Regions from separate parts of the Homo sapiens genome. Here region 2 is linked to region 1. Evidence: chromatin loops called from intact Hi-C (ENCODE). Cell type or tissue: mammary epithelial cell. All regions are shown on one strand. Links, peaks and the distances in the headings refer to the core of each region. The heading gives the core; the rest is flanking DNA.

Region 1 (16,675 bases), core at 5,567-13,566:
CACGGGTTGGGTTTGGAGGCAGTCCCAGCCCAGTGAACCCCCCCACCCCCAACCACTATTAAGCAGCTCTTGTTTGTAGGATCTAGAAAAAGGAACTGGGGAACCCAGGAAAGTCCAAACCCAGGCTGCCCACCTGCCCTGGCCAAATCCTGAGCCCTCTCGCTGATCCCCATCAAATTCAGCCTGGCTTATCCCCAGGCTGCCAGGAGTCTTAGGCCCTCTTCCATTGTGACTGCTGCTTCTGCTCCCTGTTCTCTTCCTGGCCCCCCCAAGATGGCCCCAAGACAAAGGGGTGGGCTTGAGACAGTGGCCCCCTGGGCCTATGCAAAAACAATGCCCCCAGTGATCATTCCGGGGAGTCCCTGCATCCTCTAGGAACAGCTGAATACCTCCTCCTCCGAGGGGGCCCGCTGGGCAGGGTTGTCCCCAGTCTGGACTCCCTCTGCACCCAGCCCCAGCAGCCCGCTCCTGGGACCCCTCCCTCCCGCTGCCGCCTCGGCCATTATGTGCCTCCTCAGCCCTGACTGCCACGCCCCCGTGCGAGCCCCCGCTCTAGCTGCAGAGCCGGGGAGGCCTGGCCGCCAAGCAGGGCTGTCAAAGTTGGGAAACTGGAAACAGAAATAAATCCTCAAAGCTGCAGCCTCGTGAAGGTGGCTGCCGGCAGGCCCCGGTACCCAATGCCCCGATCCCCGACCACCAGGCTGCCACTGGCACCCCCCACGCACACGCGTACCCCCAGATTATACAAAAGCGGGGAGAGGGTAGTGGGTGGCGGAGCCGGGAGACAATCGGCCCGGCAGCCCCCACCGTCCCTCAGGCTGGGCTCGGGCTTTCCCGCGGCGCCCCCTCTCCCCGGCCCAGACCCGGCCAGCCCGGGCTTCCTCTCTCGGCCCCATCTCCATGACAACCGTATCCTTCGGATGCTCCAGACGCCGCGGAATTGATCTGGAAATGTAGCTTTGTTAGCGGACCCGGGTGGGCACCGAGGGCGAGGGCGACGCCCCCCACCCGCACGCGGCCCTCTCCCCGGCCCGTCCCGCCCCGGCCTGGCCGCCAGCGGGGAGGGGCGGGTCCCGGAGCCCCGCGGCCCCACTCACCGCTGCTGGTCCCCGCCGCGGGTCCGGCCTCTCACGGCGGGGCCATCGGAGGCCGCCGGGCTGCCTGTCCCGCCCCGCCGCCGCCGGTCGGAGCTGCCCGCGCCCGCCCGCGTCCCTTCAGGTGCCGGAGCCGCGATGTGGAGAGGCTGAGCGAGGGGGACGGACGGCAGGAGGGAGGGAGCGGAGCCGTGAGCTGGAGGAGGAGGAGGAGGGAGGAGCGGGAAGGGCGGGGAAGGGCGGGGGCACTGCGGGCGCGCGAGCGGCGGGCGCGGAGCCCGGAGGGAAGCGCGGCCCCCAGCCCTGTCCGCTTGCAGCGCAGCGCTCGCCCCGGGACCCCGAGCGTGCCGGGGAGAGCGCGGCCCACCTTGTCCCCCTCTGCCCCGCGCGGGCCCTTTAAGAAAGGGGGGGAGGGGAGCGCCCGGGGTTCTGCCCCCTCCTAGCCACGCTGGGCCCCTGCCGTCCTCGAACCCTCGGGCAGACCCAACCACCTCCGCCCTCCAGGCAGGACCCACCGGTCTAGAACCTGAGCTCTCGGGACCCGCCAGGCCCTGGAGGTGAAGGAGGGGGCGGGTCCTGGCCCTCCTCCCGCGGTCTGTTCAGGGAGTGACCCCTGCCCCCAGCCCCCCGACACACACGCCAGCCCCCGGGAGACGCCGCCAAGGGAGGAGCAGGGAGTGCGGGGGGCCAAGGTGAAGAATCTCAGAGAGGGAGACTGAGCCCCTGAGACCTAGAGTCACACGGGACGGGACGGAGACCTGGGCTGTGGGGTGAGAAGGAGCCTCGGGACAGAGTGGGATGGGAGGAGGCAGGAGAGAGGAGAAAGAGACAAAGGAGAAAGAACCTGAGGGAGGCGGGAGGTGAGGGGTGGGTCCAACCAAGAATCCACATCCCTGTGCCAGGTCAAGGGGAAGCCTCCCTGGGCAGATATAAGGAGACAGAGAGAGACAGAGGGTGCCCTGGGCAGAGGAAACCATCTCCCAAGGCACCTGTCCCACGGTGTCTCCCCAAGGGCAAGTCAAGGCCCTGAAGCCGCCCCCCTCAGCCCAGGACTCTAACTGAAGAAGAGGGTTGACTGGCTGTACCTGGGCTAGACATTAAGAACTTCCTGGCTGTGAGGCACCTGCAGAGTAAGAGTCCGCCTCTCAGAGAGGCATTAAAGGGCCCCCACCCACAGGGATCTAAGGAGGGCGTGGGGAGCAGGCCCAGTGCCTGGGAGAAGGGAAATCAGGATAGAGTCAGGCCCTGCCACTGGAGGCCACTTTCTACCCCTCTCCCCTACTCCAGCCCCTGGGGGGTTCACCACACCCAGTTGCTTCCATCTCCAGACCTCAGCAGATGATCCACACTCTGCCCGGTGGGGCCTTGATCCTGCTGTGCTCAGTGAACTCCTACTGAACCCTCAAATTCCTCCTTAAATGCCCCTTCCTTCATGAAGTCTTCTCTGACCTTCTTTCCACCCATGAACACACAAACATGGACTCTTCTTAGGGAGCAGGAAGAGGATTTGCTGACCTCTTAGGGTGGCAGTAATTGGAGGTGTGGAATCTGAGCTGTGCGTAGTCTCCCTCCCTTCAAGCTGGGCAACAGCAGGAGCTGGGACTTCATCAACCATGGTGACACCTCTGACAACCAAGCATCTACCAAGTGCTCTTCATGTGTCATATTTAATTCTCAAAACAATCCTACAACCCGTTTTACAGATGAGAAAACTGAGACTTGGAGAGCATAAGTCACTTGCTCATGATCCCAGGAGATCTGAATCTGTGAGCACAGCTGGTCAATTAAGAGGGCACTCAGACCACATCCTTCACTGCCCATCAAACCCTAGGACATTACCGCAGAGCCCAGAAACAAGGGAGCCACTCTCTGTGCAGGTGCCCAGGATCTTAAAGGGCACAGAGGGAGCTTGGCTTCCCTGCTGTCCTGCATTCTACCCCCCTGCCCTCTGCTACCTGTAGGCAGAGAAGGGTGGCGACCAGCAGGGGCTGTGGAGGGAAGTGCTCATGGCAGGGCTTAGATACCACATTCCCCACCCTTGGCACCCATGCCCTCAAGTCACAGCTGGACCACCTTTCTGGGCTCCTACTTCCTCATCTGCCCAATGAGGATGGTAGCAGTCCCCCTCTTTGTGAGGCTAGGATGGGGACCGAAAGAGCTGATGTGCTCAAGACCTGGCACACAGATGCACTCAATGGGCCATGGCTGTTCCAGCTGTAATGATTACTTACTCATGGAATGCACTATTTAATTGTTGTCCACTGGATGGACTCTGAGCCCCTTGAAAGGGTTCACAGTGTATCCTCAGCACCTAACACTCAGCATGGCTTAATAAATTATGTGGAAGGAAAGAACAGGGAAAGGGGAAAGGTAGACATAGCTGTCTCTCCAGCTAACTTGCGCTGGGCTGGCACACAGAACCTAGTCTCTGCCCCCTGGATCTGCCCCCTGTCCTTTGTAGCTCTGGGAGCCTGTGGCAGGGGCAAGGAGACCCGGGTTCTAGTCCAGTCCCCCCAACCCACACTTCCTAGCTGTGTGGCTATGGGCAGCTGTACCCTTTCCTGAACCTTCCTTTCCCCTCCGTCAAGTGGAACTAGCTCCCTAGGGCTCAGAGGGCTGCCTGGAGGCCACAGGTGAGCTCTGTGTGAGTGTTCTGGGTGCCATGGACACTGGAGAGGGGAGTATTGTTACTGTTCCTTGTGGCTACCTTCGCCTCCTGAAAGACAGCAGGGTCAGGCTGGGAATGGTGGCTCACGCCTGTAATCCCAACACTTTGGGAGGCCAAAGTGGGTTGGATCACTTGAGGTCAAGAGCTCGAGACCAGCCTGGCCAACACAGTGAAACCCCCCTCTCTACTAAAAATACAAAAATTAGCCGGGTGTGGTGATGCACACCTGTAATCCCAGCTACTCCGGAGGCAAGAGAATCACTGGAACCCAGGATGCAGAGGTTGCAGTGAGCCAAGATCGTGCCACTACATTCCAGCCTGGGCAACAGAGCAAGACTCAGTCAAAAGAAGAAGGAAAGAAGAAAGAAAGACAGAAAGAAAGAAAGAAAAAAGAAAGAAAGAAGGAAGGAAGGAAGGAAGGAAGGAAGGAAGGAAGGAAGGAAGGAAGGAAAGACAGAAAGAAAAAAAGAAAGAAAGGAAGGAAGGAAGGGAAGGAAGGAAAAGAGAGAGAGAAAGAGAGGGAGGGAGGGAGGAAGGAAGGAAGGGAGAAAGAGAAAGAAAGAAAGAAAAAAGAAAGAGAGAAAGAAAAGAAAAGAAAGAAAGAGAAAGAAAGACAGCAGGGTCAACATCCCCCTACCCAGGAGCCAGAATAGACGATATTTCCCCCATTCCTCAAGGGAAAGAAGAATGCGCAGCTTCTCCCTGTTCCTCCAAGTGACCTCCCTTTCCTCCCCCACCCCGCCTCCTCACCTGAGGGGGTCTCATAAGAAGCAGGTGCCAAGGCTGAACCAAAGACCCTTGCACATGGAGGGGCCTTTTCCCATGGTTTACCGCCTGGCCCTTGACTGGTCCCCAGGAGAGCATGAAAGTTATGGGGGGAGGGGGGGCCAGCTGCATTGGGCATGGTCAGCACCTTGGGCAGGGACAGAGGGACCCACCAATTGGGAGGACTCATTTGGGTCCAACCCAGAAGAGGCTTGACTCAGAGGACCCCTAAAACACCCAATTCTCCCATCTTCCAGCTGGAAGCCTGAGGCCCAGGTGGGGTGCCTGGGTAGGGATTCCCCAGGCCAATCCCAGAGAGCTCAATAAGCACCTACTGTGTTCACAGCTTTGTTGTAACCTGCCCCTGTCCCCAGCACCCCCACGACCCCAAGATGAAGGCCCCAATTCACCTATTCTATGTCCCCTCTCCTGACACTTCCCACCTCAAATTTGATGTCCTAGGACCCCTCCCACACTCATTCCCCCTCAACCATTTCTAGTGACCTCCCTTTGCTTAGGCAGGCTCTCTGCCTGGGATGCCTTCCCCTTCACGCACTCTCATTTGGCTAATTCCTCTCCACTCCCCAGCTACCATCCCATTTCTCTTTACCTATTACAGCAAAGCTCCTTGAAAAAGTTGTCCATGCTGGCTGTCTCTAATTCCTGTCTCTCAAAGGAACTCCAGTCTAGCTCTTATCTCCCTGTACAGTCCACTGACACCACTCATCAAAGTCACCAACACAGTTGCTGAGTACAGATGTGCAGGCTGGGCACTGCACAAGGGTGCTGGGTTACATGAAGGATGGAGAGGTAGCTAAAACCCAACCTGTTCTCCTTTCACCATGCTGTGTGTCCTGATGCAAGGTTGTATCTGTCAGGGGAAGAGATGCCTTTTTCTTTCTCTTTTTTTTTTGTTTTTTGTTTTTTGTTTTCTGAGAGAGGGTCTCAGGCCAGCATAGTGCAGTGGCACAATCATGGCTCGCTGCAACCTGAGTACAGTGTTAGCTGTGGGTTTTTCATAAATGCCCTTTATCATGTTGAGTTCATTCCCTTCTATTCCTAGTTTGTTGAGTGGGTTTCTTTTTGTTTTTGGTTTTGTTTTGTTTTGTTTTTTGTTTTTCTTTTAGAGACAGGAATACCCAGGCTGGAGTGCAGTGGCATGATCTCAGATCAGTGCAGCCTTGACTTCCCAGGCTCAAGCGATCCTCCCATCTCAGCCTCCCCAGTAGCTAGGACTACAGGCATGCACCACTATACCCAGCTAATTTTTATATTTTTTGTAGAGATGGAGTTTCGCCATGTTGCCCAGGCTGGTCTTGACTTCCTGGGCTCAAGTGATCCTCCTGCCTTGGCTTCCCAAAGTGCTAGGATTACAGGTGTGAGCCACTGTGCAGAGTGCCTTTTTCTTTACAGCAAGGTATCCACCTTCTGTTTGCCTGTGTAGCCAGGTCCACCTGGAATGGCCACCATTTTCTTTTCTTTTTTTATTTTTTTGAGATGAAGTTTCACTTTTGTTGCCCAGGCTGTAGTGCAATGGTGCAATCTCGGTTCACTGCACCCCCCACCTCCTGGGTTCAAGCGATTTTCCTGCTTCGGTCTCCCGAGTAGCTGGGATTATAGGCGCTCCCCCCCACCCAACCACCACACCCAGCTAATTTTTTGTATTTTTAGTAGAGACAGGGTTTCATCATGTTGGCCAGGCTGGTCTTGAACAACTGACCTCAGGACACCCACCTCAGCCTCCCAAAGAGCTGGGATTACAAGCATGAACCACAGCACCCGGCCATGGCCACCATTTTCTAAAGTTTGTACATGGTGCTAGACTGTGGCCTAGTCCTCAGTGACTGCCACAATGCTAAATCCAAAAGTCCATTCACAGGCCTGGTCTTAGCTTCCTGACAGCATCTGACACCGTTCATCCCCGCTTCCTCCTTGACATACTTTCTTCCCTTGACTTCCAGGACTCCTCACTGTCATGTTTTTCCTCCTGCCTCTCTGGCTGCACCTTCTCATCTTCCTTTGCTAGTTTCTCCGCCCCTCTCTGACCTCCAATGCCAGAGCTCCCAGGGCTCAGTCCTCGGTCTTCTCCATCTCACTCTTTCCCATGATGACCCCAGCCCAGCTTCAAAGCCCAGCTAAACCCTGAAGCTTCTCGGTGTGTGATTCTCCAACCTGGACCTTTCCACCTGAGGTCAGACCCCAACACCCAAGTGCTGACCTGAAGTTGCCACTAGGATATCCAAAGAGCAGTTCCATCTTAACCCAACCCACACTGACCTCCTCTTCCTCTTTGCCGTAAACATCACGACCACAAGGCCAGCCTGGTCTCGAATTCCTGGGCTCAAGTGATCCTCCTGCCACAGCCTCCCAAAGTGCTGGGATTACAGGCGCGAGCTCCCGTGCCCAGACTCAAACCAAGTCTTTACGCAGGCCACAAAATCCCATAAGATCTGGCCCCCACCACTCCTCTGACCTCATTCTCCTGCAGACACACCGGTCCCCTCCCTGTTCCTCCAAAGCACCAGGGACACTCCCACCTCAGCGCCCGCCCGGCCCCGTGCTGCTCTCTGCCTAAAACACTCCTCCCCCAGGTATCCGCACCGCCCACCCCTCACTTCCTTCAGCGCTCTCTTCCAATGTCACCTTTTCTGACCACTCTACTAAAATTCTACCCCCTCCTTCATCCACATCTCCCATTTCCCCGCCTTCTTTTCCTCCATAACACATATGTATATACCATATGCTTGTCCTTTCTGGGAATGGTCTGTGTCCCCACCACCGCTGCCATCACTAGGCCATAGGCTCCATGAGGGTAAGAATTTTCCTCTCTCCCTTGTAGATTCCCAGGGGGCTGGAACAGTGCCTGGCACCCAGTGGGCATTTACTGAAGCACTCATATAATGAGTGCCCACTATTCCTAGTTTGTTGAGTGAGTTTCTTTTTGTTTTTGTTTTGTTTTGTTTTTTGTTTTTCTTTTAGAGACAGGAATACCCAGGCTGGAATGCAGGGGCATGATCTCGGCTCACTACAGCCTTGACCTCCCAGGCTCTAGCGATCCTTCCTTAATAAAGGAAGAAGTCAGCTGTAAATATTAGAAGGGCTTCGAAACACACAAACAAACAAAACCTGGTGTGTGACTGCAGCTGGCTGGTGGGTAGGGCTACTTCAGTCAGGTGTTCAGCGAAGGCCTCTCTGAGGAGGTGCCCCCAGGCCGGGCAGGTCTGCCTCTATCACAGCACATGTCATACTGTGTCGTGACTGTCTGGACTGGACACTCCATGAGCGCAAGGACCCTGCACACTCCCTCTCAGTCCCCAGCTCCTCCCTGAGCCCAGGGCCTGGATGAAGTTGGTATCCAAAGAGTGATGAACCGAAGAATGAATGAAAGAGTGAGTGGCCAGGGACAAACGCATGCCTGGGCCGCAACCCTGACAGGCCCACAGTAGGGAAACCGTGCAGTCAGGAGCCGGGGCAGGGAGCCACGGAGGCCTGGGGAAGATCCCTGGAGCCCCCGGTCTGGTCTGCAAACGAGGACAACGTGACCCACCACTCCCATGTTAGCCAGGAGGGAGCGTGGGGAGGACTCACACTCTTTGCTCACTGGACAGCCCTGGCTGTGGGGGCCAGCAAGGCTGAGGTAAGGGGCCAGTCACCTGGAGGAGAGCAAGGCCACGGGCTGGAGAAAGGGAGACTGCCCAAGCTCTACGACCTGCCTGTGCAATCCCTCCCCCAGCGACGAGGCCCGGCCAGCATGGGGCCAGGGCTGGTGGACAAAGCCCCACAGGAGTGCCAGGGACTTGCAGTGCCGAGAGCCAGCCGGCAGCCGGCCGCCGGCCCAGGGCCCCGGCAGAGCCTGGCCCAGAACGGCATCTAAGGGCCTTTGTGGGCCTCCGGGAGCCTGTCCAGGAGAGTCCCGGGAACTGGCCGGGGTGGTATGGGGTGGGCAGCCCGCGCTTCCGGAGGTCCAGCTGGCCGTCCAGGCCTGGGTTGATGGGGGTTAGGGGGAGAAGCCCCTTGTGCCCCCCCCAGTCTCTACCCTAGTGGAGGTCACCCCACCCTGTCCCAGGAATTCGCAGCTGCTAGAATTAGAGTGGCCAGTCCGTGCCATCACCCGCACTGAGGCCCAGGGAGCGGGGCGCGCGGCGCGGTTAGGGTTGAGTTCGGGTTGAAACTGACCCTCCCCTTAACCCACGCGCTCCTCCAAGAAGCTGGGCGGGGAGAGGAGGGCAAGACTTTTTCCAAAATGAAGGGACACGGGACATGTCGAGTCCTGCCCAGGGAGGAGCGGCCAAGCCGGGAAGGTTCCCGCAGGGGGAGCTCGGGCTGGGGGAGCCGGGCCAGGCCTGGGCACGGGTTCGGGGGGGGGCGCGGGGGGGGCGGGCTCTCCGCCTCCCTCTGCTGGCCAGACGCAGAATTTCCAGACTCCCCGCGTCCCAGTGCCCAGCACTGCGCGGAGTCTTCCGCGAAGCGCAGCCCCGCTCGCCCGCACTCTGAAAGGAAGCGAATACAGGTCATATGGGTCATCCTCCTACCGCAGCACCAGGCCCAGCGGCGCCCCGAGTTCAGCCGCAGGCACTCAAAAATCAGCCTGCGCGTCGGGATCCCGCCCGTTCTCAAAGTCTCCTATCCGCTCCAACCCGGGTATTTCCTCAACTTTGCCCAGGCTGTCTCCGAAGGCCGTGCCGTTACACAACACGGATGGAAAACAGGCTCCCCAACTATCCCATGGTGACCCAGACCCCCTCTTCCTTGTGCCAGAGACCACAGAGAATTGAGAGGAGTTCACGCACGGGTCCCCGTGCAGCGGGAAAGATCGCGGGTCTAACTGGCCGAGATTCAACAGGCCGCCCAGCCCAGCCCCTCCCGGCCCTGGGAAGGCCAGCGACGGGGGCTCTTTTGGGGTCGGGGCGCCACCTGCTGGTGTTTTTGGAAACTGCACCCGCGGCACCAGGCGGACTCCTTAGCTGGGAGAGAACACCAACAAACGCTGGTTGTGGCAGCTGACTGCTGCTGAGAGTGTTCTGTGAGCCAGGCTCATGCTGAGTTCTTGCCACGCATGACCTCATTTCACCCTTACAGCACTCCTATGAAGTGGACATGATTGCCATTTTACCTATGAGGACACGAGCTCAGAAAGTTCAGTGACTTACCCCAGAGCACCCCTAGTAAGTGGCAGAGCCCAGGCCCCCCTTCGTCTGTGCTGGAACTGGGCTTTCTGTTGCACTGGGGCGTGGGGGTGGAGTGGAGGGGCAGAATCCATCTCAGCTTAGCCTGCAGCTCAGGCATGGTAGGAGCCCTTGGTCTTGTTTGCCCCGTTCATGCCCATGACCTTCTCCGCTGACAGCTTGAGAGCGCTTCTAGGACAAGGCCAAGGCAATCTGTTTTCATGCCACCTCCATCTAGCACTGCTAAGTGAGTGCCCTCCATGTGCTCAGCCTCTCTCACTTGGGAAGACCACTGGGGCCACACATCCCACACACCCCCCAGGCCCCAACCCGTCCCTCCTCACTCCCCGGTTCGGATGCTCGTGGAGGTGTACTGTAAGTGGTTGTGCGAGTGACAGAATCCCAACTCAAACTGATCAGTGAAAAGGGGTTTCTCTAAATGGAAAGTCAAGTTTAGGAGTAGGTCAGGCAGTACAGAAGAGGCTTTCAAATGTGATCTTTCTCCACATCTGTAGCCCAGTGCTCTTCTGCACTGCCTTCATTTCCAGGCAGGCTCTTCCAAAAACGCGTCAAGTTGGCTAAGGCAGGTCTGAGCTTACGTCCAGCTTTGAGGGAAGAAGCCGTCCCCATTCCAACAGTGCAGTACAAGCAGAAGTCTCAGGACTCAGTCTCATCGGCCCAGCCTGGGCAACATGGTGAAATGTGAAATGCTCCCAGCCCTGAACCAATCACTGAGTCACCAAGAGTCACTGCCCCTTTGAAGTGAAGCCTGGAGTCAGCCGCAGGTGATCCACCACATGGACTGACTGATGGTGGGTGGGGATTTGTCCCAAAGGAAAATGGGGGAATGTTTCAGGAGAATGGGGACAGCTGCTGCACAGCAAACAGCTCTAATGTCCATGACACCTGGGCATACCAGAAAGCCACCTTTTCTTGACCCTAACTCATTTTAAAAATGTATTTATTTATCTATTTATTTATTTTTAATAAAGCGAAGCAGGGTCTTGCTCTGTCCCCCAGGCTGGAGTGCAGTGGCAGCGATCTTTGTTCGCTCCGGTCTCAACCTCCTGGGCTCAGGTGATCCCCCCACCTCTCTGCCTCCTGTGTAGCTGGAACTACAGGCACCCGCCACCACACCTGGCTAATTTTTGAATTTTTTGTAGAGACAGGGTTTCACTATGTTGCTCAGGCCGATCTCAAACTCCTGGGCTCAAGAGATCCTCCTGCCTCAGCCTCCAAAAGAGCTGGGACGACAGGTGTGAGCCACAGCGCCCAGGCTATTTATTTATTTTGAGACAGGGTCTCACTCTGTCACCCAGGCTACAGTGCAGTGGTGTGATCACAGCTCACTGTAACCTCAAACTCCTGGGTTCAAGGGATCCTCCTGCCTCAGCCTCTCAAGTAGCTGGGACCGCGGGTGTATGCCACCACTCCTGGCTAATTTTTAAATTTTTTGTAGAGACAAGGTCTCCCTGCATTGCCCAGGCTGGTCTCAAACTTCTGACCTCAAGCGATCTTCCCACCTCAGCCTTCCAGAGTGCTGGGATTATAGGCGCGAGCCACTGCACCCAGCATCTAACCCATTTTTAGATTGGAGACCCCTTCCCACATTATCATACTTCCTTCCTTCACTGATTCATTCAACAAATATATATTGAGTCCCTACATGTACCAAGCACTATTCTAGGTGAGCCATATCAGTAAACAAAAAAACACAAAAATCCTTGCCCTCCTGAATCATGCTTCCAATGGAGGTGGGAGGAGAGAAGAAACAAACATAATAAGTAAGTGAAGTATATAATATTATAGACAGTGACGAGCATCACAGGGAAAACAGGCCATCAGGAAGGCAATGAGGGCCGGGCACGGTGGCCCACACCTGTAATCCCAGCACTTTGGGATGCCAAGGCAGGCAGATTGCCTGAGGTCAGAAGTTCAAGACCAGCCTGGCCAACATAGTGACACCCCATCTCTATTAAAAATACAAAAATTAGCCAGGCATGGTGGTGCATGCCTATAGTCCCAGCTCCTAGGGAGGCTGAGGCAGGAGGATTGCTTAAACCCAGGAGGCAGAGGTTGCAGTAAGCCGAGATAGCACCACTGCACTCCAGCCTGGGCAACAGAGCAGACCCTGAAAAAAAAAAAAGGAAGGAAGGGAGGGAAGAAGGGAGAAGAGGAAAGGAGAGGAGAGGAGAGGAGAAGAGAAGACAAAGAAAGGGGATGAGAAGGGTAGACAGAGTGAGAGGTGTTCCAACTTTAAATAGAGTATTATCAGTGGGCACTTTGAAAGGATGAAGTTGAACAAAAGACAAGAAAGAGGTAGGCTGGGCGAGGTGGCTCACGCCTGTAATCCCAGCACTTTGGGAGACTGAAGTGAGCAGATCACCTGAGGTCAGGAGTTTGAGACCAGCCTGGCCAACATGCTAAAACCCTGTCTCTACTAAAAATACAAAAAAAAATTAGCCAGGCGTGGTGGTGCACACCTGTTATCCCAGCTACTCAGGAGGCTGAGACAGGAAAATCATTTGAACCCAGGAGGCGGAGGTTGCAGTGAGCCAGATCATGCCATTGCACTGCAGCCTGGGCAACAGAGCAAGACTCCGTCTCAAAAAAAAAAGGGGGGGAATTTGTCATGTAGACATATGGCAGGAGAGATTTCCAGGAAGGAAGAAAAGCCAGTGCAAAGGCCCTGGGGTGGGAATATGCTGGGCATGTTCATGGACCAGCAAGGAGCAAAGGGAACAGGGAAGGATGTGGGAGGTGAGAGCAGGGAGGCAGCAGGGGCCAGATGATGGAGGGCGTTGTAGGCCATGATGAGGACTTTGGCTTTGACTCTAAGTGACATCAGGAGCCACCAAAGTTTTGGGCCAGAGAATTGATTTGATCTGACTTATATTTTTAAAGGCTCCCTCTGGCTGCTGTGTTAGAGATAGATTGGAGACATCAGAGCCAAACCCAGTTAGGAGGCCATCGAGATGTCAATTAGTGATCTAAGCAGAGATGTCAGAGTGGCAGACAGAAAAGTCTGGGTGGAGATACACATTGGGGATGAGTGGGTGAGGTCACCACAGGAGTCGGGGAGGGCCGTGTCACAGGACCAAGAATGGACCCCTGAGGCCCTCCCACATTAAGAGCTGGGGGAGGCCAGCGCAATGGCTCACACCTGTAATCCCACCACTTTGGGAGGCAGAGGCGGGTGGATCGCTTGAGGTCAGGAGTTCAAGACCAGCCTGGGCAACATGGCAAAACCCCTCTCTGCAAAAAATACAAAAATTAGCCAGTGTGGTGGTGCGTGCCTGTAGTTCCAGCTACTTGGGAGGCTAGGGTGGGAGGATCACTTGAACCCAGGAGGTTGCTGCAGTGAGCCGAGATCATGCCACTGCACTCCAGCATGGGCGACAGAACAAGACCCTGTCTAAAAAAAAAAAAAAAAAAAAGAGCTAGCAGAAGGAGAAAGGGGAAAGGGGAGAAACAAGAAGAGGGACTGAGAAAAAGCATCTGTGCAGAGAGGCAGAGGAAAAGAAAGAAATCCTGTAAGCCAAACAAAGAGACAATATCGAGGAGAAATGAGACTGAGTGAGTCAGAAGCTGCCGATGAAATCAAGTGAAACAAGAGCTGAAAATCTCCCTTGGCTTTAGCAGCATGGAGGCCACTGGGGACCTTGACAAGAGCCGTTTTCGTGGAAAAGACTGGGGAGAACCCAACAGCAGGGTTATGAAATAACAGTTAACAAGCAGCCTGGGCAACACAGCAAGACCCTGTCTACAATTCATAAACTTCAGAGCAGCACTACTCATGACGGCCAAGAGGTGGAAACAACCTGGTGTCCATCGACAGGTGAATGGATTAACAATATGTGCTACATCCATACAATGGAACATCAGCCTTAAAAAGACAGGAAGCACTGACACCTGCTACAATATGGACGCATCTGTTGTGAGACAGGGTCTTGTTCTGTCATCCAGGCTGGAGTCCAGTGGTGCAATCATAGCTCATTGTAGCCTTCAACTTCTGGGCTCAAGCGATCCTTCTGCCTCAGCCTCGCAAGTGGCTGAGACCACAGGTACGCACCACCCTGCCCAGCTAATTTTTTTTATTTTTATTTTTGTAGAGACGAGGGTCTTACTATGTTGACCAAGCTGACCTTGAACTCCTGGGCTCAAGCGATCCTCCCACCTCCGCCTCCCAAAGTGCTGGGATTACAGGTGTGACCGTGCCCAGCCAGATTAATCTTGAAAATGTTAGGCTAAGTGAAATAACTCAGACACAAAAGGACAAATGCTGTGTGATTCCAATTTATATGAAATATCTAGACAAGGCAAATCATAAAGACAGAAAGTAGGATAGACATGACCAGAGGCTGGAGGGAGAGCAGTGGTGAGTTCTCATCTAATGGATGGAGTTTTTGTTTGTGACGATGAAAAAGTTCTGGAAATATACTACATACTAGTGATGATTATATGACATTTTGAGGGTACCTAATATCACTGAATTGCACACTTAAAAATGGTTAAAGTGGTAAATCTTATGCTATTCTACCACAGTAAAAAATAAAATAAAGCCAAGTGACCTTCAAAAACTAGTCAGGGCTGGGCACAGTGGCTCATGCCTGTAATCCCAGCACTTTGGGAGGCCGAGGTGGGAGGATTGCCTGAGCTCAGGAGTTCGAGACCAGCCTGGGCAACACGGTGAAACCCTGTCTATACTAAAATACAAAAAATGAGCCGGGCGTAGTGGCATGCGCCTGTAGTCCCAGCTACTTGGGAGGCTGAGGCAGGAGAATTGCTTGAACCCGGGAGGCAGAGGTTGCAGTGAGCGCAGATCACGCCACTGCACTCCAGCCTGGGCTATGGAGTGAGACTGTGTCTCAAAAAAAAAAAAAAAAAAAACTAGTCAGGCCCAGCACAGTGGCTCACATCTGTAATCCCAGCACTCTGGGAGGCCAAAATGGGCGGATCACCTGAGGTCAGGAGTTTGAGACCAGCCTGGCCAACATGGCAAAACGTCATCTCTACTAAAAATACAAAAATTAGCTGGGCATGGTAGTGGGCACCTGTAATTCCAGCTACTTGGGAGGCTGAGGCAGGAGAATCACTTGAACCCAGGAGGCGGAGGTTATAGTGAGCCGAGATTGTGCCACTGCACTCCAGCCTGGGCAACAAGAGTGAAACTCCGTCTCACAGACAAACAAATAAACAAACAAAAAAAACTAGATAACAAGCATTTATTGAGCACCTAATACAGGCCAGATACTGGGCTGAAACCTAGGGCCTATGAAAGGCCCTGTGAAGGGCCACTGGGAGCCCACATGGGCTCAAATAAGTACTGCCCCCGCCCCACCTTCTGATCCCTTTGTTTTCTCGGGCCCCTGGGCAGGTAAATCCAGGCAGGCAATTATGATATGAAATGCTGTGTGTGTGTGCGATTTCAGAGAGATATGTGATGAGGCCAGGCACAATGGCTCACACTTGTAATCCCAGCATTTTGGGAGGCCGAGGTGGGCGGATCACCTGAGGTCAGGAGTTCGAGACCAGCCTGCCCAACATGGTGAAACCCCATCTCTGCTAAAAATACAAAAATTAGCCAGGTGTCGTGGCATGTGCCTGTAATCCCAGTTACTCAGGAGGCTGACGCAGGAGAATCGCTTGAACCCAGGAGGCGGAGGTTGCAGTGAGCCGAGATTGCGCCATTGCACTCCAGCCTGGGCAACAGAGTGAGAGTCCATCTCAAAATAAAAAAAAAAAAGGCCAGGCGCCGTGGCTCACACCTGTAATCCCAGCACTTTGGGAAGCCAAGACAGGTGGATCACGAGGTCAGAAGATCAAGACCACTCTGGCTAACACAGTGAAACCCCATCTCTACTAAAAATACAAAAAATTAGCCGGGCGTGGTGGCGGACACCTGTAGTCCCAGCTACTCGGGAGGCTGAGGCAGGAGAATGGCGTGAACCCAGGAGGTGGAGCTTGCAGTGGGCCAAGATTGCACCACTGCACTCCAGCCTGGGCAACAGAGCAAGACTCCGTCTCAGAAAAAAAAAAAAAGAGAGAGATATGTGATGAATGCTGTCCTGAGACTATGGTGAACAGCCACAGCTGGATCCCAGTTTTATAACCTTGCAGCTGGTCAAGTAATCACTGTCAAGAATTCTGGACAAATAGAATAAGGCCCGTGCAAAAGGAGATCTCTAGAGGCTCCACCCTTGGCCCTGGACTTCTCTGGTCCATAGGGTTTTTGTTTTGTTTTGTTTTTTTAAACAATAATTTGAATGAAGAATTAGAGGCATGCTCAATGTGTTTTTGGAGACTGGAAGATGAAAGGGGATGGCATCAGAAGCTGAAAAGAGGCAACAGAGTGAATAGTTAAGACCACAACATCTGAATCTGAACTACCTGGGTTCTAATCTCACCATTTATGACTGAGTCAACTTGGGCAAGTTACTTAACCTCTTCTTTGTGCCTCAATTTCCTCATCTCTAAAATGGGGATAATGGTAGCTCCCTCACAGGATTCTCCCAAAGTCTGAATGAGTTAACCAAGGGTCTGGACATGGCGCATGTATGAGAGTTTGCTACTCTCATCATTAACAGGACTGGCTGGAGGCCGAATTCAAAACCAACAAGATGGAATTTAATGAGGACAGCAGGCATGGTGGCTCACACCTGTAATCCCAGCGCTTTGGGAGGCCGAGGCTGGTGGATCATTTGAGACCAGGAGTTCAAGACCAGTCTGGCCAACATGGTGAAACCCCGTCTTTACTAAAAATACAAAAATTAGTCGGGCATGGTGCTGCGTGCCTGTAATCCAAGCTACTTGGGAGGCTGAGGCAGGAGAATCACTTGAACCCAGGAGGCAGTGGTTGCAGTGAGCCAAGATCACGCCACTGCACTCCAGCCTGGGCAATAGAGCGAGACAATGTCTCAAAAAAAGAACAACAACAACAAAAAAAAGAAATTTAATGAGGACAAATGAAAAAAGACAACATT
Region 2 (16,675 bases), core at 5,807-13,806, 290 kb before region 1:
TGATGTACTTAGCCAGTGCCTCATGTTTAGTAAGTATTCAATAAATATTAGCTGTTATTATATTAGGTCTGGGGTTGCCTGCTGCATGGCAAATCTGCAGTTTGAGAACTTGCCACTACAAATAGTGATCCTGGGCTATGATGGTAAGGTCCAAACAGTCAGGCTTCTTTCTAACAGATATCTAGTAGCATGTAATTCCAGTTTGTTATGAGTTTTTTCCATAATAATGGTTTGGTAAATTTGCAGATTTGAACACAAAGAAGATGTGACACACTTAGACCATAATGTTAAGAAATAGACTTAAGTAAAGTTTGGGTCAATTTTTAATTTCTACTACAGTTATCAACTGCTTTTTAGTTCCTGGTTGTATTTCCAGGTGTTAATAGGAAATAATCTTCTTTCCGCCCTTAACCAAATTGCTTTGCTTGTTTAAAACACAGCTTTGGCAATGGTGCTGAAAGATTTTAGCAGCTTGGCAAAAAAAAAAAGATCATACAAGCAGTTTGCTCATTCTCTTATCTGGTTGGTGCTCAGTCCTCATTTCATCAGATTTCTTGAGAAGAATTATTTCATTTCTCTTCTTACAGGAAAAGATAAAAAGAGAATTGTGACTATGTTGTGCACATACCCCCAACTTTTTTTTTTTTTTGAGACAGAGTCTTGCTCTGTTGCCCAGGCTGGAGTGCAATGGTGTGATCTCAGCTCATGGCAACCTCCACCTTCCAGGTTCAAGCAATTCTCCTGCCTCAGCTTCCCAAGTAGCTGGGATCATAGGCATGTGCCACCATGTCTGGCTAATTTTTGTATTTTTAGTAGAGATGGGGTTTCACCATATTGGCCAGACTGGTCTCAACCTTCTGACCTCAGGTGATCCTCCCGCCTTGGCCTCACAAAGTGTTGGGATTCAAGGCGTGAGCTACCATGTCCAACTGGACATACCCTTTCCTAATCAAGGGCTTCCTTTGCAGCCTTAAGCTGAGAAATCCCACAGCTTCCTTTATTCCATTCTAATAATTGCTTAATATTATTATAATTGTTTTCTCTAGAGCAGGGATTGGCAAACAACAATTCACATGCCTGCCACCTGTTTTTGCAAATAAAGTTTTATTGGAACACAGCCATGCCAATTTGCTTACCTATTGTCTATGGCTGCTTTCCTGCTACAATGGCAGAGTTGAGTAGCTCCAACAGAGACCATATAGCCCACAAGCTTAAAATATTTACTATCTGGGTCTTCAAGAAAAAGTTTATGGACCCCTTGTTCTAGAATGTGTATATCTTTCAGCTTTGTATTAGCTATCTATTGCTGAATAAAAAAATTACCCCAAAATAATAATGTGAGATAATAAATGTTTGTATGGGTCAAGAATTCAGTAGTTTAGCTGGGCGGTTCTGGCTCACACTCGCTCATAAAGTTGCAGTCAAGATGTTGGCCAGGACTCCAGTTATATGAAGGCTTGACTGGAGTTGAAGGATCCACTTCCAAGAAGGCTTACTCACATGGCTGTTAGTAGAAGGCCTTAGTTCCTTGCTGGCAGTGGGCAAGAGGTCTCAGTTCTTTGCCACATGGACCTCTCCACAGGGCTACCTGAATGTTCTTACCACATAGCAGTTGTTTTTCCCTAGCACAAGTGATCTGAGAGAGAACAACGAGAAGACTTTACCACCTTTTATGATCTAGTATCAGAAGGCATACTTGTTTACATTGTACTTTGTTAGAAGAAAATTGCCAAGTACCGCACACACTCAAAGAAAGGAAAATTAAGCTCCACCATCTTTTTTTTTTTTTTTTTTTTTTAATGAGACAGGATCTCACTCTGTTGCCCATGTTGCCCATGCTGGAGTGCAGTGATGTGATTACAGCTCACTACAGTCTCCACCTCCTGGGCTCTGGTAATTCTCCTGCCTCAGCCTACCAAGTAGCTGGGACGATAGGCATGCACCACCATGCCTGACTAATTTTTTTTTGAGACAGAGTCTCACTCTGTTGCCCAGATTGGAGTGCAGTGGTGCAATCTTGGCTTACTGCAACCTCCATCTCCCAGGTTCATGCCATTCTCCTGCCTCAGCCTCCTGAGTAGCTGGGACTACAGGCGCCCGCCACCACGCCTGGCTAATTTTTTTTGTATTTTTAGTAGAGACAGGGTTTCACCGTGTTAGCCAGGATGGTCTCGATCTCCTGACCTCGTGATCCGCCCGCTTTGGCCTCCAAAGTGCTGGGATTACAGGCGTGAGCCACCGCGCCTGGCCATGCCTGACTAATTTTTTGTGTTTTTTGTAGAGACAGGATTTTGCCATGTTACCCAGGCTGGTTTTGAACTCCTGGGCTCAAGCAATCCTCCCACCTGGGCCTCCCAAAGTGCTGGGATTACAGGTGTGAACCATGATGCCCAGCCAAGCTCCACCTTTTAAAGGAAGGAGCATCAGATAATTTATGGACGTTCAAAGCAAGTTACTATTTGTTACTAGTTGTGAGATTTTTATCAAGTCACCTATCTTATATAAGCCTCAGTTTCCCCAACTGTAAATTGGGGATATGAATGTGTACCTTATAGAGTTGTTAATGGTATTTAATGAGCTTATTTATACAAAATGTCTATCTTAGAGTAAGGGCTGAGTAATTAGAGTGACATTATTATTATTTTTGTAGTGTAGCTTATATAGCATAGGACCTTGCAAGATGTTTGAGTGGACCTTATGGCTATTATTAATCCTATAGCCACGATATGTCTCTCATAGTACGCTACATATTTTTTCACCTCTGCTTCTCCAATGTGTATGATAGTGCCTGGCTCATATTAGGTTCTCAATCAATGTTTGCTAAAAGAGCAAATTAATCTTTATCTGGAAATCTACAGATAGTTCAAACCCAACATATGAGGAAGCCCAAACCATTAGCTTCCCCCAAATCATGTAGTGTCAAGAAAAGTGCCTGGCACATAACAGTTGTCAAAATAGCAAGTTAATATGGACGTATTTTAAAACTACTGTGCTTAATTCCAAATGAGTCTTAAGTGTTTGTTTGTTCGTTCGTTTTTTAGGGTTGGCAAACTCTCTTTTATTTTCTGTTTTTTGAGACAGGGTCTCACTCTGTTGCCCAGGCTGGAGTGTAATGACACAATCACGGCTCACTGCAGCCTCGACTTCCCAGGCTCAGGTGATTCTCCCATCTCAGTCTCCCGAATAGCTGGGACTACAGTTGTGCACCACCATACATGGGTAATTTTTTGTATTTTTAGTAGAGATGGAGTTTCACTGTGTTTCAGAGGCTGGTCTTGAACTCCTGGGCTGACATGATCCACCTGCCTCGGCCTTCTAAAATGCTGGGATTACAGGGTTGAGCCACCTCGCCCAGCAAAAATTTTTCTATAAAGGGCCAGTTAGGAAGTATATTTGGCTTTGTGGGCCATATGGTGTCTGTTGCAAGTACTCAACTCTGTATCAGGAAAGTAGCTATAGACAATAGGTAAATGATATTAGCCACACAATAGGTAAATGATACAGCCACACAATAGGGTGTGGCTGTATTCTAATAAAAATTTATTTACAAAATAGAAGGGGAGTTAGATTTGGCCCACAGGCTGTAGTTTGCTGATCCCAGGTCCAGGAGATCTTTTTACAAGAACACCAATCAAGAAGTTGACTCACATAGAAGACATATGATTCAAAGCTAGATATATACTGGGCATCTTTGACTCTACCTAAACAGGGTGTAAACTCCTTCAGGACAAGAACCATGGCTTATACTTATTTTTATTCTTATTCAGCACTTAAGAAGGTTCTGGGCATATAATTGCTATTTATTTAATAATTATTTATTATTTAATTGGTTTATAGTATTTTGTTATATGGGAAGGATATTCTATGATATTTAACCAATCATATTCTATGATATTTAACCAATTATTCTGGTCTTCTGTTAGTGCAAACAGGCTGCAATAAGTATGCTTTTACATAGATAGATAGATAAATAGATATAGGTAGATAGATATTTGTATGCATGTGTGAGTATATTCTAGGAGAGATTCCCAGAACTATAATTGCTGGGTTGAGGTTATGTATATGCTGGGTTTGGTGGTATGCACCTGTAGTCTCAGCTACTCGGGACAATGACTTGAGCCCTGGGCAACATGGGAGACCCCTTCTCAAAAACAAACAAATTAAAAACCCCAAAGCAAAACAAATCAAGATTATGTGTATTCTTACTTTGACAAAAGAGTTTCAGATTTAAATTAAAGTTCCACTTATTTCACATAACATATTATAATACTTCAGGACAAAAGAAAATAATTAACCAGGTGCCTTGAATTTTGTTTATAGACTTAACACTTGCTGTATGATCTTCATAGGACCCTGTATGCTCTTTCTACAAAAAGTAGTACAATTGAGTGTTGATGACCAATATATCTATTGTCAGAGTGGGGTCTGGAAGTCATAAAGCAGGCAGAAATGAAATATGTTTTCCATTACTATATGCTTTTGGAAACTTCTTGAGATGCTTCATAGAACTTTTAGAGTCTGCATAACACAATGTAGAAACCACGACTAGCACTTTCCTTGCCATATCAAAAATTCCTACCCCAAAAGTTTTTAAAAACACAAATATATTCAAGGGACAGTATATCTCCTTATCTCACTATCACATCAGTGTATCCCATGGGAAGTGCCAAGGGATTGGCTTTGTGTCAGTACACCAAGAAGGGATGACTTTTTTTTTTTTTTGAGATGGAGTCTCGTTCTATCGCCCAGGGTGAAGTGCAGTGGCACAATCTTGGCTCACTGAAACCTCCACTGCCTGGGTTCATGTAATTCTCGGGCCTCAGCCTCCTGAGTAGCTGGGACTACAGGTGTGTGCCACCATGCTCGGCTAATTTTTGTATTTTTAGTAGAGTTGGAGTTTTGCCATGTTGGCCAGGCTGGTCTTGAACTCCTGGCCTCCCAAAGTGCTGGGATTACAGGCATGAGCCACCACGCCCAGCCAGGGATGACATTTTAAAGAGCCATTCTCAACTAAAGGAATTATTGTGGGAGAGTAGAGGAAGAGACTAAACCGTACTAAGTATGTACTAAGTGTCAGATTCCTTACTCATGGTTCCTGTTAAAATAGACATTATCATCTATCTCTCTTTCACAGATGAGGAGACATGCTCGAAGAATGTATTGCCTTTCTGGTCATGTGGCTATTAAGTGGTAGTCAGGATTGATTTGAACTCGGGTCTTTTTAACTCCAAAGCTCTTTCTCCTATATTCTGCTCCCTCTCAATGTGCTCAGAATGCACTGATATCCCCACAATGGAGACATGGAGGATTCCAGAGCACAGATTTTCCTAGCCTGACTTTGTGACACTAATGAATCAGGAAATCTCAGCCATTGCTCTCTTTTGCTCTGCCCAAGAAGAAGAAAGCAGGAGCTGTCCATCTGAAAACAGACTTTTCAGCAGATAAATGGAAGCCAGCAGAAGAACCAGCTGGAATAACGAGAAGTAATTACTTTGACCTAGAATAGGGAGAAGCTCAATAACTTAATTTAGTCATATTTCTGGTCATTTTACTAATTAGAGGAAATAAAAAGGGGAAAAAGAAAGAGAAGGTGAATGAGAAGGAAAGGATGGTAGATGGGGGAGTACCTGAGAAGGATGAAACCACTGCTAATTATGGTTCCAATGAGGCAAAATCAAAACTGAAATGTCTTTTTTATAATTTTACTTTAGGTAGGGGAAAAATCTATTTTACTATATTTCAGTTTCTCTACCTAATAAATATTAGAAAAAACCCTTTGTGATCCTAATAACTATACTCCCTCTCCTAGGAAATTGTTCCTGGATTGTATTTCTTCCTAATATATAATACATATTTTATAATTAATGAAAAAAATGAGTAAATTTTGTTCATTTGGACTCCAGTAATTTAGAGTTTATAATAAAAATCAGTTATGTGTTCTGCTGAAATTTCTCTCATTGGGAATTCAGGTTTTAAAAAAAACAATGATGTCATTTAAAAAATAAATGATGATATTCAACTCATTTAAGGGAACTAATTTCCTGTAAGTAATTTAACACCTATTTCATATTTGCTACTTCAGTCTGACTTCAGAACAACACAAAACCTTAAATTTATTCACCAAAAAAACCCTTAAGCCTGACTTGGTGGTGCACACCTGTAGACTCAGTTACCGGGGAGGTTGAGGTAGGAGGATCATGAGCTAGCTCAGGAGTTCAAGACCAGCCTGGACAACACAATGAGACCCTGATCTGTAAAATAAACCAAAGACCAAAACCCCTTATTTACATGATATTAAATAATATTTGAATTAATTCCCAAGGGAATATCATAGGGGTTAGATCAGCTTTTGAGGAATGTCAAAAATGAGAGGTTAAAAAATAATTTTTAGGGCTGGGTGTGGTGGCTCACGCCTATAATCCCAGTACTTTGGGAGGCCAAAGCGGGCAGATATCTTGAGGCCAGGAGTTCGAGACCAGCTTGGCCAACATGGCAAAACCCCATCTGTAGTAAAAATACAAAAATTAGCCAGGTGTGGTGGTATGTACCTGTAGTCCCAGTTACTCGGGAGGCTGAGGCACAAGAATCACTTGAACCTGAGTGGTGGAGGTTGCAGTGAGCTGAGATGGCGCCACGGCACTCCAACCTGGGTATGACTCTGTCTAAACAAACAAAAAAAAAAAATAGAAGAAAGGATTCATCAGCTATTTCAATGCCAAAAGGAAATAGGGGATAATTAGGGTTAGAAAATATTATTAGAGTGGACATGTAAGAGGCTTTTTGGTGACATCAAGAGGTTAGTTTTGGTAGTGTGGTATAAATGAAAGCAAAAATTTTAGGACTTTAAGGAATGTCTAAATAGTAAAGAATTGGAGGCTTTTGTAGACATTCATTTCAAATATTTGGCAGGGAAATAAAGGGGAAAAAGAACAGTGATAATGAGGAAAGGTGAAGATTTTTGCAAAAAGTGGGAGAATTATACATGACTGAAGACAGAGAAAGAAGACTGATAGAATAGGATGGGAAGAAATGGGATTAAAAGGCTGGGTAGAAAAGGAAAAATTAATAAACTGGATTTTACGAAACAAAAAAGTTCTGCTCTTTGAAAGATAGAGAAAATGAGAAGACAAGCCACATACTGGGAAGAAACATTTGCAAAACATATGTCTAATAAAATATTTGTAACCTGAATATATAAAAGACTCTCTAACCTCAATAATAAGAAAGCTAACAACCCAGTAAAGAAAAGGGCAAAAGATTTGAACAGATACTTTATAAAAAAGATATACAGATGGCAAATTAGTACACGAAAAGATTCTCAACTTCATTAGTCATTTACAAATTAAAACGACAATGAGACACCACCTCATGCCTGCTCAAATAGTTTAAATTAAATAAAAAGACAATGTCAGGTGCTAGTGAGGTTGCAGAATAACTGGAACTTTCATACATTGCTGGTGGGAATGCAAAATCGTACAACCATTTCAGGGAACAGTTTGGTAATTTCCTATAAAGTTAAACATAAGTATTTAAGTTTATGAGAGGAGATTGGCGAAGCAGGCATGGGCCAAGTCATTCTAAGTGTTGTGGTAAAATGTTTGGATATTATTCTTTCTCATACGAAGCCACTGAAGGATTTTTGTTTCCTTTTTTTTTTTTTTTTTTCTGAGACGGAGTCTCGCTCTGTCGCCCAGGCTGGAGTGCAGTGGCGCGATCTCAGCTCACTGCAAGCTCCGTCTCCCGGGTTCACGCCATCCTCCTGCCTCAGCCTCCCGAGTAGCTGGGATTACAGTCATGCGCCACCACGCCTGTCTAATTTTGTATTTTTAATAAAGATGGGGTTTCTCCGTGTTGATCAGGCTGGTCTCGAACTCCTGATTTCTGGTGATCCACCCGCCTCGGCCTCCCAAAATACTGGAATTACAGGCGTGAGCCACCGCGCCCGGCCGGCCTAAGATTTTTTTAAGTAAACGATAAAGGAATTTTTTTTTTTTTGAGACGGAGCTTTGCTCTTTTTGCCCAGGCTGGAGTGCAGTGGTGCATTCTCGGCTCACCGCAACCTCCACCTCCCAGGTTCAAGCGATTCTCCTGCTTCAGCCTTCCGCATAGCTGGGATTACAGGCATGCGCCACTACGCCTGGCTAACTTTGTATTTTTAGTAGAGACGGGGTTTCTCCATGTTGGTACCAAAAAGATGTAGCAATTCTGACTCTATATGTAATTTACAATACCTCTTCAGTACATGTAAAGCAAAAATGTCATTGACAGAATTGCAAGAAATTAACAAATCCACAATTACAGTGGCAAATTTTTCTTTACCATATTTCCTACAGAAACAGAAGAAGCTGACATAATATTAATAAGGATACAGAAGATCTGAAAAACATGGTTCACAAGCTTGATTTAATGGATACAGCCAGAATCCTTCACGTAGTGGAGAGTACATGTTTTCTAAGTACATGTTCTCTAAGTAAATGTGAAAAACTTGAAAATTTGACTACGAAGCCAGTCTCAAGTAATACTGAGAAAGTTGATATTATACAGACCACATTTTTTTTTTACCATAATATAATACAACTATGAATCAACAATAAAAAGCCCTGTACCCCACAATAGAGTGACTTTTAGTTTCTGGCTTAAGCAATTAGGTAGATGGTACGTATGTCATTTATTGAGATGGAAAAGACGGAAGAAAAACCATTTTAAGGGAGAGTGGAAATGGGGTCACAGAAAAGATAAATCAGTTTAGAGATGTCTGGCCAACCAACACCTAGCAAGGTATTGGGATAGATTTACCTCAAATAATTCATCAGCCAATAGATTTAATGTGTCTGCTATAACCACACTTCTTTTCTAGGAACCCTTTTTCTATTTTGAGATTTTTGTAAATTTGAGTTTGAAAATTACGAGTTATATTGCCATATTAATTGGTTATGCTGCCACTCAGTGGTAGATTTTAGAATAGCAGATATATCTTTTTTAGGTGAATTCCTATTTTTTTAATTAAAGAAAGCAAAGATTATAAAATAATCTATTTCATTGTTCGAAATATTGCCATTCCTATCTCTACATTATACATTATTTTATGTATCCCAAAATATCAGTAGTATTGCCTTTATATTCAACTATTAATATTGCAAAAGTTTAGATCCCCCCAATGGAAAAAGCTTAACGTACAAAAGTTATTCAAATAGCTAATATTTGTTGTATGCTTAGTATGTTCCAGGCAGTACTGTAAGTTCTTCTTGTTCTTTTTTTTTTCTTTAAGACAGTGTCTCCTTCTGTCGTCCAGGCTGAAGTGCAGCGGCGCGATCTTGGCTCACTGCAACCTCCACTTCCCCAGCTCGAGTGATTCTCCTGCCTCAGCCGCTGGAGTAGCTGGGACTACTAGGCGCGGGCAACCACACTCAGAGAATTTTTGTATGTTTTGTAGAGATGAAATTTCGTCATGTTGTCCAAGCTAGTGGGAGCTAAAATGGTACAATCTTTCACTTCAGGAAGCTAACTTGGTAATATGTATCAAAAGCCTTATTTAATGCACATATCCTTTGGTATAGCAATTTTATTTCTGCAGGTTGATTTTTAAAAATTAATTCAAGATACATATCTATTAGAATGGCCAAAGTCCAGAACATGACAACACCAAATGCTGGTGAGGATGTGGAGCAACAGGAACTCTGGTTCATTGCTGGTGGGAATGCAAAAGGGCACAGCCACTTTGGAAGATAGTTTGACAGCTTCTTACAAAACTAAACATACATCTTACTATATAATCCAACATTTGAACTCTCTGGTGTTTACCAAAAGGAGTTGAAAACTTATGTCCATACAAAGACGTGCACATGGATGTTTATAGCATCTTTTATAATTACCAAAACTTGAAAGCAACTGAGTTGGCCTTCATTAGAGGAATGAATAAACTGTGGTATACCCAGTAAATGAAATATTCATTGCTAAAAAGAAAAAAGCTATCAAGCCATGAAAAGACGTGCAGGAACCTTAAATCCATATTGCTAAGTGAAAGAAGCCAATTGAAAAAGTTACGTATTATATGATTCCAAACTGTATCACATTCTGGAAAAGGCAAAACTATGGAGAGAGTAAAAGGATCAGTAGTTGCCAGAGTATGGGGCGAGGGAAGGATGAATAGATGGAGCACAGAGGATTTTCAGGGCAGTGAAAATACTATATGATACTATAATGAATGTATGTCCAAACCCATAGAATGTACACCACCAAGAGTGAACCCTAATGTAAGGTATAGACTTTGGATGATAGTGGTGTATCAATGTAGGTTTATCTGTTGTAATGTATGTACCGCTCTGGTGGGGGATATTGTAATTGGGAGCCTGAACATGTATGACGGCAGAGGCCATAAGGGAAATCTCTGTACCTTCCTTTCAATTTGGCTGTGTGCCTAACACTGCTCTAAAAAAAAAATACAATCTTAAATATAATAAAATTGGATCACATCACACACCATAAAAAAGAAAGACATTAATTGAATTTGTATGAAGATTAAGGTACAAGGATGTTCATTTTAGACCTTTATTGGAGCAAAAAATATTGTAAACAACTTAGATATACCATAAGAGCAGAGTTTAATTATGGAATATTTGTACAATAGAATATTCCTTGCCTCCCACATCTAAGTCATCAGAGCAAGTTCTCCATTACCTCCAGAATAGATTCTGATTCTGTTCAATACTCTCCATCTCAATGGCCACCATTCGAGAACAATGCCTCACCCTCCTTCATCTGGATACTAAACATCTTCCTAACTGGTCATCCTGCTCCAGCTTCTACTCCTTTGATCCATTCTTCACATAGCAGTCAGAGCTGTCTACTTTGCTGCCTGGCTAGCTAGCTAACCATTTGTTTAAAGTATTAAAAGCACCCATAAACCTACCACATTAGGCCCCTACCCGTACCATGCCCTAACTCCTCCCATGCCAGGCAGCCATCAACCTGAATCCCCACTCCCTTGCTTTCCTTTTTATATAGTGTTATTGTATTTATAAGCATTCCTAAATATGCATATTTAAATGTTTTTAATTTAATAAAAAATATCATGTGGCACACAATAATTTTTGCACTTAGTGGTATTTGTTAAGATTCATGCATGTTGTTGCATGTCACCACAGTTCGTTCATTTAAACAGCTGTGTAATATTCCACTGTGGTTATGGATTTAGTTTATTCAGTCTCTTGTTGATGGGCATTTTGAAGATTTTTTCCTAGGTTTTTATTATTGTGAATGATCCTGTCATGAGCATCATGGTCCATGTCTCTTATTGTATATGTGCAAGAATTTCTTTTGGATATATATCTAGGAGTGGAATTTTTGCATTTTAGGGTACATAAATGTTAAACTTTAATTGTTTGCCAAACTGTTCATCAATTTACTTTCCAACTAGCAATTTTTTTATTTCATTTTATTTTGTTTTGAGACAGGGTCTCACTCTGATACCCAGGCTGGAGTGCAGTGGCATCATTTTGGCTCACTACAACAACCTCTGCCTCCTGGGCTCAGGTGATTCTCCCATCTCAACCTCCCAAGTAGCTGGGAATACAGGTGCGCACCACTACACCAAGCTAATTTTTCTATTTTTAGTAGAGACGGTTTTGCCATGTTGCCCAGGCTGGTCTTGAACTGCTGGGCTCAAGCAATCCTACTGCCTTGGCCTCCCAAAGTGCTATGATTATAGGTGTGAGCCACTGCTCCCGGCCAGTTCTTTACATGAATATCTCATTTAATACTCACAACAACCCTATAAGTACTATTTATGCCTAACTTGAAAGTGAGGCATAGAAGGATAAATAATTTACTCAAAGCCATACAACTAATAAATAACAGAGCTGGGATTTTGAATATAGGTAATACGGTTCTAGAGTGCTGAAGCTTAACAACTGTGAACACTGTTTGAAACAGAAAAAAAATTGAAGGTAATTTAAAATTTTAACAGTAAAGCAATAGCTCAGCAAACTCTAGCATATCAGTTTGATAGAATGCTATGTAGACATTTAAAATAATAGACTCAAAGATTATATGATAAGATGAGAAACTGTTTATAACATGAAAACTCCAGCCAATGTCATCATACAGTGTATGTGACACTCTAATATATTTATTATTTCTTAAGTTTTCAAAAACTTATTTAAAAATAATATCAAACTTATAAGGAGTTGCAAAAGTAAAAATCATACAAGGAACATTTGAATATCCTTTACAAAGATTCAGCCATTGCTAACATTCTCTTTCTGTTTACACAGACACACACACACACACACACACACACATATTTTTTCCTTAAACCATTTGATGTAGGTTACATATATCTTTTTTTTTTTAAGGCAAGGTCTCACTTTGTCACCTAGGCTGGAGTTCAGTGGCATGATCTTGGCTCAACCTCCTGGGTTCAAGTGATCCTCATGCCTCAGTGCCCCCAAGTAGCTGGGACCACAGGTGTATGCCACCATGCCAGGCTGTATATATCATGGCTCATGGCTTTTTATCCTCAAATCATCCGGCATTGATTGATTGATTAATTGAGATATAGGGTCTCAATATATTACCCAGGCTAGCCTTGAACTCCTGGCCTGAAGTGATCCTCCTACCTCAACCTTCAGTAGCTGGGACCACAGGAGTTTGTCATAGGGCTCAGCTCAGCATGTATTTCTGAAGGAAAGGGGTTTGCTCTAGTTACTGACTTCATAAGTTTACCTTGATAGAATGCTATCATCTAATTTACTGTTCACATTCCAAAAGTTTTAGCTGATCTAATCATGTCCTTCACAGGTTTTTTCCCCTTCCAGTACAGCTTCAATTTTAGGGTCAAATATTGCATTTAATTGCCATGTCTTTTTAGCCACCTTAAATCTGGAACATTTCCACAGTCTTTGTCTTTTTTGACATTGACATTTTTGAAGAATACAACTCTCCCACCTTTCTTTTTTTTAATAGAACACTTCGTTTTGTTTGTCTGATGTTTCCTCATGATTAGATTGCATTTATACACTCTCAGCACGAATATTGCATAGGTGATGTTGTGACCTTCTCAGGATCTGGAGGCACACGATGTCCATCTATCTCTCAAAGATAATATTAATTTTGATCATCCAATCAAAGTGATGCCTTAGTTTTCCACTGTATAATCATCTTTTGTTCTTTCTTTCCTGCGACTAATAAGTCTGTGGGTGACACATTTTAAGATGGTGCCAATATCTTATTCCTTACCAAAAATTTCCTTTAGATTTAACTTCTATTGATGATTCTTGCTTGAATTAATCTGTACTATGAAAGTTGCAAAATGATAATTTTCCAGTTTAGCACATGGTCCCCATTGGCCAGTTGTCCCTAGAAGGGCAGCCTTATGACTTTCTTGGGCCCTCGGCACTTTTGTCTTTATTGTTCCTCCATATGATTTTAAAAAATTATATTTGATGACTTTGTTGCTATGAAGATAAATATAATCCAGGATGTTATTGCCAGTGCATTTATTTTTCTTCTGATTTCTTTTAAAAGAAGTTAAAACATTTTCATGCGCCTTTGAAAGTATCATGGGTCTCAGACACTGTGCCTAATGGATCAGTTGGCTCTGGGCCCTCACTGTTTTACCAATGGTTTATAATTCATTATTATATGTACTAGTTTGGTGCTTAATTGTCTCCGATTTGGCCAGTGGGGCCCCTTCAAGCTAGTCCTCATGTCCTTGCAATATGCTGTCACTTTTTTTTTCTTTTAGCACTTCCTTAACAGGATGGCATAACAGGGTGTCCTAGGCTCCAATGTATCTATGCTGCCCCAGCCCTGGAATCAGCCATTTCTTGAAGGAGGACAGATTCCTTTTAGAGGGGAATGGTACTAGAAACCAAGATCTAGGCACGAGGCATACTCATTGCTACCAGGTTTTATTTGCTTCTTGGACTTTTGAACAAACAGAGATGGGAAGTAAAGCCATGTATACACAAATGTGCATACACATACACATACACATATACATGTGCACATACATAAACATGTATATACATATTCACATTTTAGAAATCATGACTTCATACCAGTTTCTCCAATTCCAGTGCATCTCCACAAGATTCTTTTTTTGCCTTTCCCCATTTCATACTTACATATTCCTTTTTCCACGGTGAGAACCCTGACTCCCAATAACACCAACACATTTACCCATTTGCTCAATCCTAATTACATCTAAAATAATTTTGAAATTGCTTTGCCCATACTGCTACCATTAACAACCCTACTAAAAAGAGTTCATGACTCGTTTGCACTTTTCTTTCCTCATCCCCTCCAAAACTGAGGCCACACTGTTTTCATACATTTCTTGGATTAGTTTTTTCTTTTAAACTTTTTTCCATTCATTGTGGTCATGTTATTCATTTGATATACATTACACTTATTTATTCAATTGGCATTTGCTTATGGGTTCCCCCTCCTCATTCTTAATTGATTTATCTTTTGAATATGTAAGATATTAACATGCTTTCAAAAGTCAAAACTATACGAAGAGTTATACTCAGAGAACAGCCATTCTCTCCTGTGTCCCTTCCACTCATCCCCTCACCCTTACTCCTTGCAGAAAACAAATTTCATGGTTTTCTGGTTTATCCTGCCTGTGTCTCTTTTTGTAATGATAATGTATATTTTCTTATTTCTCCTCTTTCTTCCACAAAATATAACATATTATATGGTCTTTTGCGCTTTGCTTTTTAAAATTTAATATCTCCTGGAAATCATTCTGTATCGTTCCTAGAGATCTTTCTAGTTCTTCTTTATTGCTGCATAATACTCCATTGTACAGATGTATTATAGTTTATTCAATCAACCTGCCCACTTAGATATTAGGTAGTTTCTAATATTTTGATATTACAACTAATGCAATATATTATTGCATTATTAAAGTAATAAAGTGCTGTGATTACAGGCGTGAGCCACCACACTTGGCCAAATTTACTTCTTAAAAAACTATTTATAATATAACAAAAATGACCAAAAATTCTAGAGAAAAATAGGCAAAATACATAAACAGACAATCCACTAAGAGCTATACAAAGATAGTCTTGGCTGGGCACGGTGGCTCACGCCTGTAATCCCAGCATTTTGAGAGGCCGAGGCAGGTGGATCACAAGGTCAGGAGATCGAGACCATCCTGGCTAACACGGTGAAACCCTGTCTCTACTAAAAATACAAAAAAACTTAGCTGGGCATGGTGGCGGGCACCTGTAGTCCCAGCTACTCGGGAGGCTGAGGCAGGAGAATGGCGTGAACCCGGGAGGCGGAGGTTGCAGTGAGCCGAGATTGCGCCACTGCACTCCAACATGGGCGACAGAGGAAGACTCTGTCAAAAAAAAAAAAAAAAAAAGAGTCTTAAACATATATAAAAAGACATTCAACTTTATTCATAGTAAGAGAAATGCAAATTAATAAAATGATGTTAAGATATCATTTCTCATCAGATTGGCAAAAAAAAGTCAAAAGCTTGGTACAGTGGATATATTACTTTGTACATATGTGTTTTTGAATCATTGGGGGTATAACTTAAGGATACATTTCTACAAGTGGGATTGCTGTGTTGAAGAGTAAATTTGTATGTAGTTTTGTTATATACTGCCATATTCCCATCAGCAACGTATGAGAATACCTCTCAATGTACTCTCATACATTGCATCTTATATTGAGGATGAGATGTTTTCTTGCATCCTCACCAACAGAGTGTATTGTCAGGTGTCCTGAGTCCTTTTGGACTGCTATAACAAAATACAGTCATGTGCTGCATAGTGACACTTCAGTCAACAATGGACCACATATATGATGGCGGTCCCATGATATTCTGATAGAACTGAAAAATTGCTATGGCTTAAGTGAGATTGTAGCCATCATAACATAGTAGTGCAACACATTACCTTTTCCATGTTTACATATGTTTACCATTGTGTTACAATTGCCTACAGTATTCGGTATAGCAATGGGTCCTAAAGGTTTGTAGCCTAGGAGAAATAGGCTATACCATATGGTCTAGCTGTGTAGTAGGATGTACCATTTAGGTTTGTGTAAGTACATTCTATGATGTTCACACAACAAGGAAATTGCCTAATGACCCATTTCTCATAACATTGTTGTAAAATGATGCATGACTGGCTTATAAACAACAGAAATGTATTTCTAACAGTTCTGGAGGCCTGGAAGTTCAAGATCAAGGCACTGGCAGATTTGGTGTCTAATGAGGGCCCACTTCTCCTTAGAGGGTCTTTTCAGTGTGTCCTCACATGGCAGAAGGAGAGAATGATCTTTCTAATCCCATTAAGGGTTCTGTCCTCATAACCTAGTCACCTCCCAAAGGCCCCACCTCCTAATACCATCACCTTTGGGGTTAGGATATTAATTTGGGGGGGATATAAACATTTGGTCCACTGTATCAAGCTTTTGACCTTTTTTTTTTTTTTTTTTTTTTTGAGGCTGGAGTGCAGTGGCACGATCTCGGCTCATTGCAACCTCCGCCTCCTGGGTTCAAATGATTCTCCTGCCTCAGCCTCCTGAGTAGCTGGTACTACAGGCACGTGCCACCATGCCCTGCTAATTTTTTTTATTTTTGGTAGAGATGGGGTTTCATTGTGTTAGCCAGGATGGTTGCTTTTGACTTTTTTTTGCCAATCTGATGAGT

What was found. Peaks named below come from ENCODE experiments on the same cell type or tissue, not always from the same donor. Only the 100,000 strongest peaks of a DNase experiment are listed, where the experiment ranks them.
Region 2: a loop joins it to region 1, with 5 times the contacts of the local background. A loop is called at or near these places in 4 of 110 quality-filtered maps.

What each region holds. Positions count from the first base shown.
Region 1 is chr5:139,780,398-139,797,072 of GRCh38, reverse strand. PSD2 (pleckstrin and Sec7 domain containing 2) reads right to left here and starts at 1,265. Exons shown (of 15, transcript NM_032289.4): 1 at 1,098-1,265. RefSeq lists silencers at 1,547-1,746, 8,816-8,965, 9,346-9,535 and an enhancer at 6,531-7,031. In mammary epithelial cell, for the core only: CTCF peaks have their summits at 8,407 and 9,452 (motif pointing left); DNase peaks (open chromatin) are centred at 8,862 and 9,392; H3K4me3 peaks cover 813 bases; H3K27ac peaks cover 341 bases.
Region 2 is chr5:140,065,671-140,082,345 of GRCh38, reverse strand. No RefSeq gene overlaps it. Among named protein-coding and RNA genes, the nearest start is that of NRG2, 31 kb to the right of the region's middle. In mammary epithelial cell, for the core only: CTCF peaks have their summits at 6,797 and 8,942; no DNase peak of the experiment used is centred there.